Linked DNA regions of Homo sapiens: region 2 is linked to region 1. Evidence: read pairs that join two places in POLR2A ChIA-PET (ENCODE). Cell type or tissue: MCF 10A. All regions are shown on one strand. Links, peaks and the distances in the headings refer to the core of each region. The heading gives the core; the rest is flanking DNA.

What was found. ChIA-PET counts read pairs that join two places held together with the same protein. Peaks named below come from ENCODE experiments on the same cell type or tissue, not always from the same donor. Only the 100,000 strongest peaks of a DNase experiment are listed, where the experiment ranks them.
Region 2: POLR2A ChIA-PET joins it to region 1 with 9 read pairs; 2 of 35 experiments call an interaction of 5 or more read pairs at or near these places.

Annotation. Positions count from the first base shown.
Region 1 is chr20:52,940,369-52,946,376 of GRCh38, reverse strand. No RefSeq gene overlaps it. Among named protein-coding and RNA genes, the nearest start is that of TSHZ2, 29 kb to the left of the region's middle. In MCF 10A, for the core only: no CTCF peak of the experiment used is centred there; DNase peaks (open chromatin) are centred at 2,746, 2,966 and 4,376.
Region 2 is chr20:53,029,504-53,035,511 of GRCh38, reverse strand. The region is part of intron 1 of TSHZ2 (teashirt zinc finger homeobox 2); the gene reads right to left. Among named protein-coding and RNA genes, the nearest start is that of TSHZ2, 60 kb to the right of the region's middle. In MCF 10A, for the core only: no CTCF peak of the experiment used is centred there; a DNase peak (open chromatin) is centred at 2,681.

The DNA of each region.
Region 1 (6,008 bases), core at 595-5,594:
CTACTGTGAGTGAGTCACCATGAAGTCATGCACAAAGTATTTTATAATACCTGTTCTTGGCCTGAAGAGACTTGGTTGGGGAGATAGCTGGCAACAAACTCTGTGTCTGTTTAGAGAATAAACAGTGCAAAGGTTAAAAAAGGCAATGATAATAATTTTCTAAAAGGATCACAATATAGTCATGATTGGTAGAGGGAACGATGATGGTTAATTTTACATGTCAACTTGACTGGGCTGAGGGATGTCCAGATAGCTGGTAAAACATTATTTCCATATATACCTGTGAGGATATCTCTGGAGGAGATTAACATTAGAATCATTAGACTGAGTAAAGATCACTCTTACCAGTGCAGGTGGGCATCAGCCAATCTGTCAAGAGCCTGAGCAGAATAAAGGAAGAAGAAGGGTGAATTTGCTCTCTCTGCTTGGGCAGGGACATCCATCTTCTACCCTTGGACATTGGTGTTCCTGGTTCTCAAGCCTTTGGACTAGGACTTACATCATTGGCTCTCCTGGTTTTTAGGCCTCAGGCTTGAACGGGAATGAAACCATCAGCTTTCCTGGGCCTCTAGCTTGCAGACAGAAGGTTGCTTTATTTCCTAGCCTCCATAGTCACGCGAGCCAATTTCTCATAATAAATCTCTATCTATCTATCTATCTATCTATCTATCTATCTATCTATCTATCTATCATCTGTCATCTATCTACCCTGTTGGCTCTGTTTCTCTGACAAAGACCTTGTCATTTCTTTGTCATTTGTATTTCTCTTTCCAGTGTTAGAGAAACTCTCATTGCATGTAGAGTAAGTGAGAGATTGTGCCTTTACCTTCCACTGTAAAAAGTTGAAAGACTGGACTTTACCATCCCTCTGGCAGCCACGAAATCAAAACTTGGCTAGTTGGATGTGCCTGCTCTGGACTTTTGAATCTATAGCTGTGAGAACATTTGAACTCACTCACAGTAGTTTCCCCAGTGTCCAGGAGCAGTGGCATCAGCAGCATACAGGACTGTGGTATTATTTTGCACCCAAAATAACTGGGTGATTGATTGTTCCTGCTAAAAGGAGAATGTTGTGATCCTTGTCTCCTGTCTACTCTTGAATTGCCATGGTTCTAACCTGGTTCTCCAATTGCTCATTAATTTGGGGAATCCCTCATATACTTCAAATATATGCAACTGACTGTTGAACAACACAAGTTTGAATTAGGGGGTCCATTTATACACAGATGTTTTTCCATCTTTCCCACTCCTGAGACAGCAAGACCAACCTTCCCTCTTCCTTCTCCTCCTCAGCCTAGTCCATCTGAAGACTATGAGGATAAAGAACTTTATGATGATCTACTTCCGCTTAATGAATAGTAAATATATTTTCTCTTCCTTATGTTTTTATTCATAATGTTTTCTTTTCTCTAATTTACTTTATTGTAAGAATACAGTATATAATACATATAACATAAGAAATATGTCTCAATCAACGGTTTATGCTATCAGTAAGGCTTCCAGTCAACAGTAGGCTATTAGTAGTTAAGTTTGGGGGGGAGTCAAAAATTATATGTGGATTTTCGACTCTGTTGGGGTAGTTGATGCCCCTAACCTCTGCATTGTTCAAGGGCCAACTGTACATATATGTGTGCGTGTGTGTATAGATATATACATAATTTTATATGAGATATATAATTAAATTCTTATATATAAGAACAATGAATGAATATATGTACATATATAATATATGTATGTATAATTTAAGACATTCAGAATCATTTTTTGTTGTACATAACCTATAACTCCTCAAATTTTTAATTGATTTAGAAAATGTGTGTGCGATAAGAAAGGTTCTCTCTTCACTCTGGGCTGCAATAATTTGGGAAGCTTCCATGGAGAATAAAGACTTTAAATACTCTTTGCATAGGCAAAGAACAAGGGAGCAGCTGTTCTGGATAGAATCACTGGTACAGAGAAGCAGAAAAAGTCTAGTACGTTGAGAACAAATTTGAGGCTTAATAAAGAAAAGATCTTGTTTATCTTCCCCATTATTTTATCTTTGTAAAAATAGCACAGTGACTAGCAAAAGATAAGCATTAATTAAAAATGTGCAACTATGCCAGGTGTGGTAGTTCACTCCTGTAATCTTAGCACTTTGGAAGGCTGAGGCAGGAGGATTTCTTGAGCCCAGGAGTTTGAGACTAGCCTGGGAAACATAGGAAGACCCCGTCTCTACCAAAAAAAAATAAATAAATTAGCTGGGTGTTGTGGCATATGCCTCTAGTCCCAACTACCTCAGGAGGCTGAGATGGGAGAATAGCTTTAGCCCAGGAGGTTGAGTCTGCAGTGATCCATGATTATACCACTGCACTCCAGCCTGGGCAAGAGAGCAAGACCCAGTGGTAAACAAACAAACAAACAAACAAACACCAGTGTGTAGAAAAATGAATGAATAAATGAATGACAACAAAAGAGAAAAAATACCCACATGAATCTGGTTAAACTAGAGACTCCTAGTGGGGAGGTAAAAAATGAGTCTCTAACATTAGTTGAGAAATTATGGTGAAGAAGCTAAAAATTGACAGCAATGATTTCTGCCTTTTAATATCAATTTTCATCATATTATAATGTACCATTTATCCTATAATGCATATAATGTTAAATTATAAGACTCCAGAGTTCTACAGAGACAGGGAACACATTGAGTACATCATCAGATGAGTCATGCTTGTGGTATTGCCCAATGGGAAACAATCTCAATCTGGAAATTTCCATACACTAAAAGGAGCTGGCTTCAAAACTCCATTTGGCCGCCTTAGAAGATGCAATTGAGCAGAGAGAGAAAATGTTCAGGGAGAGGAAACCATGATGGAATGGCTAACATAAAGAGACAGAAGCCATTCCTGTACAATAAAGAATTACTGGAAGGCAATTTGCAGAGCATGGCATGGGATGCCTACTTCTTTAGCTCCACAGCTGTTCTAGACTTTAGTTTAGGGCGTGTCCTTTGGGCAATTGCAGTCAGGGAATTCCCTGATATTAGTAAGCAGCCTTTTGATGTTTCAGTGAAGACTGCTCTGGCATGGAAGAATGAATAATGAAGAATTTAAGCCAAAGAACATAGATAATTCCATTAGATACATTTGGATAATGGCTTGACCCATTTCTTAGTGGGGAGGGATTGGAAGCTAAACTCAGAACCAACTCTATGTTGTTTGTGGAGGAGCCAACTTTTAATTTAGCATTTACTGTGCATTATGATTGGTTCTAAGAACTTTGCATGTATCACCTCATTAAATCCTTGCAACAGTTTGCAAATGTAGATGTTGAATGAGAGGTATCAGAGGAGAAAATCTATTGTTTTGGAGAAGGGGAAGGTATTAGGTCTTATCTGGAAAAGTGGAATGTGTGAGGTCACTCAGACCTTATGGAGAGAAAGACAAAACAAGGGACAAAAACTACAATATTTATACTCCAGTGATTACAAAATGGTTTGGGCCAAGCAAAAGGTGTGATGGAAAGGAGGCTGTAGTTCAATTAAAGCTGTGCTCCGTTGCTCTGTTTCCATGGCCATTGACACAGGGCTCTTTCCCTGTGTTAATGACATTACAATAATACTAAGAAGAAAAAAAGACATATACAAATGAAGAAAACAATAAGAAGAGAGAGAGTCACACGTGGGCTAGTTATTTCCTCAGTGGACAAAGGTACACCAGTGTTTGGCAAGGTTTTGTGCAAGAGAAAAAGGAATAATCTCACAAAGAAAATAACTTTACTGACAAAAACTTGGAGCCTGTGTGCTCAAGAAAGCTTCCCATAACAGAACAGTTGTTTTCCTCACTGACCTTGATTTAAGTCAGTGTCAGTAATAAAATCATGGTGTGGCCCATTCTCTTTTGATATCACTAATCAGAACTGAGAAATGGGCAGTGTTGAACACTCGGTGCCCTTGGATAACTTAGCCTGGATTTGGAACCATGGGTGGATTTGACTGTTCAGATTTCTCTCCCTAGTGAGGATGATTGGGATATAGGGAGACTTATAAAATGAGGAACTGAGAGGTTGTTATTATCATTCTCATTTTACCAATGAGGAACCTGAGGTTCAAAAAGGCTAAATGGTCCTTAATAATACATAACTGGTAAGGAGTGGAGCCAAAATTGATCAGTCTGACTCCATAGTTTAAAGTCTTTTCCATTATGATGTATGCAAAAGACTGCTAGTGTTTTCTCCTCTCTCTTATGTCTTTTATTACAACAATGTAACACTCATATTTTAGTGGAGCAGATGGTTGCCCAGCTTGAGACTACATTTCCCAACTTCCCTCATAGCTGGGTTGTGGCCATGTGAGTAAATTATGGTTAATGAGATATGAGCAGAAGTGGCGTGCGATGCTCCCCAGAAGAGCTGGGTGTGACTTCCCGTGCCTCTTTCCCAATTCCTAATGGTTACAGCTGGAGATGATTGACACCACCCTCTTGGACAAGCCAGAGATAGACACCATGTGTTGAGTATGGTTGGAGAGAGAGAGAAATACACTTCTATCATGTAAAACCACTATAATTTTTTTTTAAACAGCATCTTAGGCAATATCCTAACTTACACATGATATAACAGCTCTCCAAGGGTTTTACCATTTCTTTATGAGGAACTACAGGTTCTTATCACAGATTATGTAATACTTTTTAGTTTGATATAAATATACATGCATATATTAAATATAGTAACCTCTAAGTGAAAGAGTTTAGATATTTCTATATAATTTTGACTTTACTCTTGATTAATTCTTTATGTTGTTTTTATGAAGACTTGAATTAAAGAATCATTCAGAGGCCGGGCGCGGTGGCTCACGCCTGTAATCCCAGCACTTTGAGGGGCCCAGGTGAGCAGATCACGAGGTCAGGAGATCGAGACTATCCTGGCTTACACGGTGAAACCCCGTCTCTACTAAAAATAGAAAAATTAGCCGGGCGTGCTAGTGAGTGGCTGCAATCACAGCTACTCAGGAGGCTGAGGCAGGAGAATGGCGTGAACCCCGGAGGTGGAGCTTCCAGTGAGCAGAGATGGCGCCACTGCACTCCAACCTGGACGACAGAGCGAGACTCCGTCTCAAAAAAAAAAAAAAAAAGAAAAAGAAAAAAAAAAGAATCATTCAGAAATATTTACCTCTTTCTGGGTAGACCTAATATACCAGAGTTCAGCAAACTATACCTGCCAACAGGGGTCTAAAAGACCAGGAATCAGCAAACAAATCTGGCCTACAACCTGTTTTTATAAATAAAGTTTTATTGAAACACAACCATGCCTATTTGTTTACATATTGTCCATGGCTGCTTGTATGCTCCAAGGCAGAATTGAGTACTTGAGACAGAGAAGTCCAGGTAAGCAGTGCGTTTACAGAAAGATATTTTCCCATCTGGATGTGATGCACATTTCAACAGTACTTACTATATTCGTTGCTTAAATGCAAAAATCTATCAGGGTTTTTATAAGTGGGTTACCTCTCCTCATTTTTTTTTTAGGTAAAATATCTTTGGGAGGAAATTGTCATTTTTGACCTTGTGAGAATGAACAAAGGGGCAAAAGTGAGGTAAGCTATAACATCAAGTGCGGACAGTCTTCTCTCCCTCCCAGACATGACTCTGGCATTGGGATTTCAGATGGAAAAGCCAAGCGAGTTTTATGTAGCTGCCCTAGTCTTTGCTTCTTGCATCTGTAGCATAAAGAACGTCTTGTTCTTGTTGGGAGGAAAGGCATGATTGAATCAGATTCCGCAGAAGTTTGCAAGCGCCAAGGGTGTCCATGACTCCAAACTGCTTTCCCGATGCGCACAGACTGAAGCATCTGAGGGGACTTGGGTGTGGAATGGATGCTCTTCGCACTCCCAGGGGAGGAGCCCTCTGAAGCCTAAGGCTTCGGTCAGGGAGACCGAAGTGTGGGGGAAGCAGTCCCATTGCCTCAGCACCTGGACTGTGAGTCCATGAAGACCTCGGGGCAGAGGAAGCAAGAGGCAAAATACTGTAAAT
Region 2 (6,008 bases), core at 684-5,683, 89 kb before region 1:
TCTGGTGTGTACTGGTTTGCATTTAATTTCCTCTTGAGTTTTTATAGCAAGTTCCTTTAAAACCTTTTATGACACTAAGTGGACCCATGTAAATATTGAATTAAAAAACTAAAAAACAAAAAAACAAAAAACCTCATCCCAGAAATCAGTCTCTGCTGCATTGCCTCTTTCCCTTGAACCACTGCTGATTTCACCTCTACTGGGAGTCAGAGGTGAGGTTCCTGATCCCCAGATCAGTCTCACAGGAGAAAAGAGGACTCATTGCTATGGAGATCAAGGCACCCAGCAGCAAATCACAGAGGAGAGTGGAGAAGCAACCAGAGAATAAGAAATGCAACTTGAGGCTTCCAGGCTTGTAGTCGTGTGGGCTGACAGAGGCCAGGTGCCTTCTCTCTGCTTCACCTCTACTACATCCTGTGGTGCTGCCTGCAAACCACGTCCTAAGTCGTTCATGCCTCCCTCACCACTGCCATCCTCTTTGTTCCAGTGATAATTATCTCTTTCTAGACAGGAGTCTCCTTACTTGCCTTCCTGCTATCCTGATCTCTATAATCTTCACAGCTGCTGGAGTAATCCACCTTGAAAAGGAAGTGAGACTCTGCCACCCAGCTGTGAAAACCCTGCCAATCGTTTCCATCACACTCAGAATAAAATCCAAATATTTTATCCTGACCTATAAGATCCTGCAGGAGTGGGCTCTTGAGGATCTTGGACTTTACCATGGGCCATTCTCTTCATTGTTTGTGGTGTGAAAAGAACCCTGGAGCAAACATTTCTGCCTTAGGGCCTTTGCCCTTGCTGTTCCCTCAACCTGGAAGCCCTCGCCCTCAAATCCTGGCATGCTTGGGTCCTTCTTCTCATTGGTAACTGTTTTCATGTTCCTTCCTCAAAGGAGCTTTTCTTGATTACCTCCTGTAAAATAACTTCCGACTCACAAACACATTATTCTATTTTATCTTCTTGGAAATTCTATTTCACCAAAAGTCATCATGGTTATTTATTGTCCAGCCTGCCCACCAGTTCGTCATCTCCCTGAAGCCAGGGATCTTGTCTGTCTTGCTCACTCTTTATCCCCAGTACCCAGTGCCTGGCACAAAGTAGATGCCCAGTGAGTAGATTTTCAATACCTCTATGGGGCAGACACCTTATTTTGCAGCACTATAATAAAAGCTATTGATAATATATATAAGCCAACAACCCTTTAATGCAGCTGTTATTACAAATAACTTGTAAATGAGAAAACTGAGCCTCAGAGAAATTAAGTAACCTGTCCAAGGGGGCATCTAGCTAGTGTTTCCAAGCCTGATTTGTACCCAGTTCTGACTTCAAAGTCCATGCTCCCACAAGTCTCTGTCTATTGTTTCCCACGTGTTGATTTACTAGTAAACAGTGTATTATTAATATAGTAAGCTCAAGCTAGTCATTTACTCATTGATTCATTCGAGAAGTATTTATCGAGAATATAATATGTCCTATGTCCTGTGCTACGCTCTCCAGATATCTGAGTCTATAAGGCTGCCAAAATCCTCTTACTATTTAAAAAGTGGCTTTTGGCAGGGCACGGTGGCTCATGCCTGCAATCCCAGCACTTTAGGAGGCCAAGGTGGGAGGATCACCTGCGGTCAGGAGTTCGAGACTAACCTGGCCGACGTGGTGAAATCCTGTCTCCACCAAAAATACAAAAATTATCCAGGCCTAGGGGTGCATGCCTGCAGTCCTAGTTCCTCAGGAGGCTGAGGCAAGCAAATTGCTCGAACCAGGGAGGTGGAGGTTGCAGTGAGCCGAGATCACACCACTGCACTCCAGCCTGGGTGACACAGCAAGACCCTGTCTCCAAAAAAAAAAAAAAAAAAAAAAAAAGCTTTTTATCAATCAATGCAGAGGGCGACTAAAACAAATTCCTGGCATAAAAACAGCAATTATTGAGCACCTTCTATGTGCCAGCCACTGACCTAGGCCCTTGGATTATACAATCCCATCTGCTCCTTGCAGGAGACGTTAGAAGGCGGATCATGCTTATCTCAATTTAATGATGAAGATACTGTGGCCCAGAGTGATTAAGTGACTTGCTTACATAGGTAGTCACTGGTAGAGCTTATGTTCGCTTTTCCCCAAAATATTCTCCTCTTTTCACATCACACATTGACACTGGCATGCAGTAGGAAAAACTCGATAAATATGGGTGGAATGAACACATGAAGTACCCAGCCAACCCAATTTATGATGTAGCAAGCCACCTGCTTTCAGCCGGTTCCACATACTAGTAACTCTCAGCTGTAGAAAAGGACTATTCTCGATAGCAAGAATCAGTTTTACTATGTGATGGCACAATAGTCTTTTTGCTAACGATTTTGGGGAAAAAATAATACCAGCTGTGAATTCAAATCATAGCATCTACTTACTTAATCTGTTTGGATTAATCAAGTTCTATCAACTTTCTGGGCATGGAAAGTCACCAAAATTCACTAGTCTATAGCCAATAGCTTCTAGTATCTGAAAGCTTATATATCAGGCACTGTTTATGTCCCTTTGTACATACTGTTATATTTAATTCCAGTATAACCCCATGGGTATGAACGATTATTATCTACATTTCACAGAGCAAGGCAAGTTGCAGAGAAGTGAAGTGACTGGCCCAGTATTGTGCAATGATGGGAGTGTGGTAAGGGCAGGATTTATGTCCAGGCATTCTTACTCCCACACTCATGCTCTGAATGACTATGCTAGCAGGCCTCCTGGCAAGAAAGGAGTCGGAAAAAAAAAAAAATCAGGACATGGGGAAAAGTAACTCAGGAAATCTTTACGCCTCCTCATCGGTTCTCACAAATCCCCATCAAACTGAATCCAACAATGAGAAATGATTTTTCCCCGGGGTCTGACCCCCAAATGCTTTGACAATGAACTCTGCTTCCCTCACCACAAAATTATTCAAGAACTCACAAAACAATCGCTGGCCTCTGAAACCCTATCTCAAGACCTACCAAGGGCCTGACTGATGGCCCTGATGATATTACCAAGTGGTTCTTCCCATTTTTGGCATCAATCAAGAGTTTATGTCCCAAGATTATTCCACCAGACGGGTCCTGCGGATATGATGGGATTAGCCAAATTTCAAAGCTTCTTTTTGACTTCCAGTTGAAAATTGGGTACATATGCTCCTGAAGGTTATGGGGGCTATGGGAGAACATCAAGTTGATTCATCAAATTAGTTCAAACGTAATCGTCCTGCATGACTGGCTATAGAACTCGTCAGCTATAAACGTGTCAAAAAGTCATCCGCTCTAACGTTAAATAGAGACGCAAAGCAATGTTGTTCTGGATCTGACGTTCGTTGGACTTTAGCCTCCTAAGGAGGCTGTGTTTCCTCTTGGAGCAATTTGTGGTAAGATGCACAGAATGAATAGATTGCAGCAGAAAAAAGAAGCCCACACTAGTTGCTAGAAATACCAGCTGTATGCATCAGACCCATAACTAAATCCTTTTCTTTTAGAGACGCAAAGATTTTAAAGACTCAAGCTTTGAATTTCTTTCTTTCTTTCTCTCTTCCTATCTTCCTTCCTTCCTTTCTTCCTTTCCTCTCTCCTCCCTCCCTCCCTTCCTTCTTTCCTTCCTTCCCTAATCATGCTGCACATGGATTACTTGCCTTTCCACAACTGAGACTATTTTCAGAAATGAAGACAAAACACACATCACTAAAAATTTTCTCTTGAGTAACATATTCTCCCATGTGGTGCTACAGAATGCAAGAGCTGAAAATATGAAAGAGTTGCAGAGAAAAATCTATACCATATCAGGGCAAGATTTAAGACTTAAGGAAATTAACATTCTGCTGCTGTTGAGGATCATACCCTCCCACTACAGAGTGAAGCTCCTCAACCCTCTATACACTTTTCCACCCTTGCCGTCTGTGTGAGTGACTTCTCTGTGCCCAGCTCTGTGCTACTGACCCTGTCACCAAGCACGCAGGAGTCAGATGCTACAGGCCTTTCTCTATAAACCCAGACAATTCCTGTTCACTTGCTGCACTCCACTACAAATCTGAAATTCTTCAACTGTTGTCTCACTTGTCTTCTTTTGGTGACTACTTGTCTGGTTCCTAATTTTTATGCCATTTTGGAGTAATTTTTCCCTTTTTTGTTATTGACAAAGACAGAGGAGGCCTCCTATAATTTGTGGGTGACTGACAAGGCTGAATGTTGTTAACTCAAATGTTTTGATTTACATCAGAGAGGACCTCCAGGCCCCAGACATGACAGGCTGCGATAGCACCTTCAAAGCTTGTGAATATCAAATCCCATTAAGCAAGCCCTTTATGTGCAAGTCAATAAATTATCCTTTCTAGGGTGATTTGGCAATAAGTAGCAAAAGCATTAAACAGGCATAATTTTGGCAATTCTACTTCTGGGATGCTATCCCAAAAAGAAAAATAGACAAGTGTGCAAAGATGCAAATAGAAGGATGTTCATCTCAGTGTTGTTTAGAATAGAAAGAAATTTTAAAAAAAATAAAGCCCACATTCAGCAATAAGGCGAAGTTAATAGGTTAAATAAATATGTCCTATCCATACAATGGAATATTTATCACCATTTAAAATTTTTACGTGTTTCTTTATCTGTTGATGGAAAAAGATATTCTCCTTAAGTACTCAGGAAAAAAAAGATTGTAAAACTCTACTGGATTACGCTATCCTCTATATGATTATAATGTTTACATTACGCATCTCTATGTGAAAAAGCTTTTGAAAGGCTGTAGTCCAAATATTACCAGTGGTGATATCTGTGGGTGATTTTAAATTTCTTTCCACACTTTACAATGTATGTGTATTCCTTTTATAGCCAGAAGAAACAAAGGTATTTTTATTTCAGAGACACAATGGCCATTGACTTCAGAAACTTCACATACTGTAACCTATTTAAGAATATCTCCATCTATATCTCATCAGAATTGATGCCCTCATTATAAAGGGCAACCATGATATAAAAAATTGACCCAGAGACCAGAGAGACTCCATACAGCAACCTAAAACCTTCTGTTGATGCTTGCTGACCATGATGTGCTTGATCTTGGCTTCTTGGCTGAGTTCGGAATTTCTTTTTGAAAGATGAAACTGTGAATTTCCTGTTAGGCAAAACCCAGGTTGACTATTTTTTTTTTTTTTTTAAGTCAGTGCTCTATTTCCAGGGAAACTGAAAACCTTGAGAATAGTGTCGTCTGTGAATTTACCACATACACATCTTCAGCAAAAATCAACCACCAGGTGGGAGGGAAGAGGCAGTTTAGCACAGTAATTACAAATAGGATTTTTGAGGCTGAGTGGCGGGGTTCAAATCTTAGCTCTGGTACTTCCTGGTGGTATAGCTTTGGGAAAACCACTTCCTCTCTCTGTGCCTCAGTGATAAGATGGGACTAAAACTAATAATAATTTCTGCCCTATTGAGGGGTTGTGAGGCTTAAATGACGAAATATAAGGAACTGGCATATAGTAGGTGCGTCACAGATGTTAAAACAAGAGTTGATCTAAGTTCCTAGAGCAGAAGTCAGAAGCATGCAGCTCACAGGATATCATCCAAAGACAGATTTTATTTGGCAGTCATAGGCATTTTTAATATGATAATTTGCTTTCTAATATGAAAAAAATTGGGAGATATCAAAAAAACTCCAAATTTCTAGAATTTTTGAAGAAAAAGGAAAGCTCCTCCCACTTTGAGTTTTATAAAACACAAAATGTGATCATACTGTACGTTTGCAACTTGCTTGTTCACCTCGCCACACATCTTTCCAACATCCATCCATATGAATTGCATAACTGTGGTTTATCCGTATTTATTAATTTTTTGAGACAGATTCTCACTCTATTGCTCAGGCTGGAGTGCAGTGGTGCAATCTCAGCTCACTGCAATCTCCACCTCCAGGGTTCAAGCAATTCTCATGCCTCAGCTTCCCAAGTAGCTGGGATTACAGGCACGTGCCTCCACGCCCAGCTAATTGTTGTATTTTTAGTTGAGACG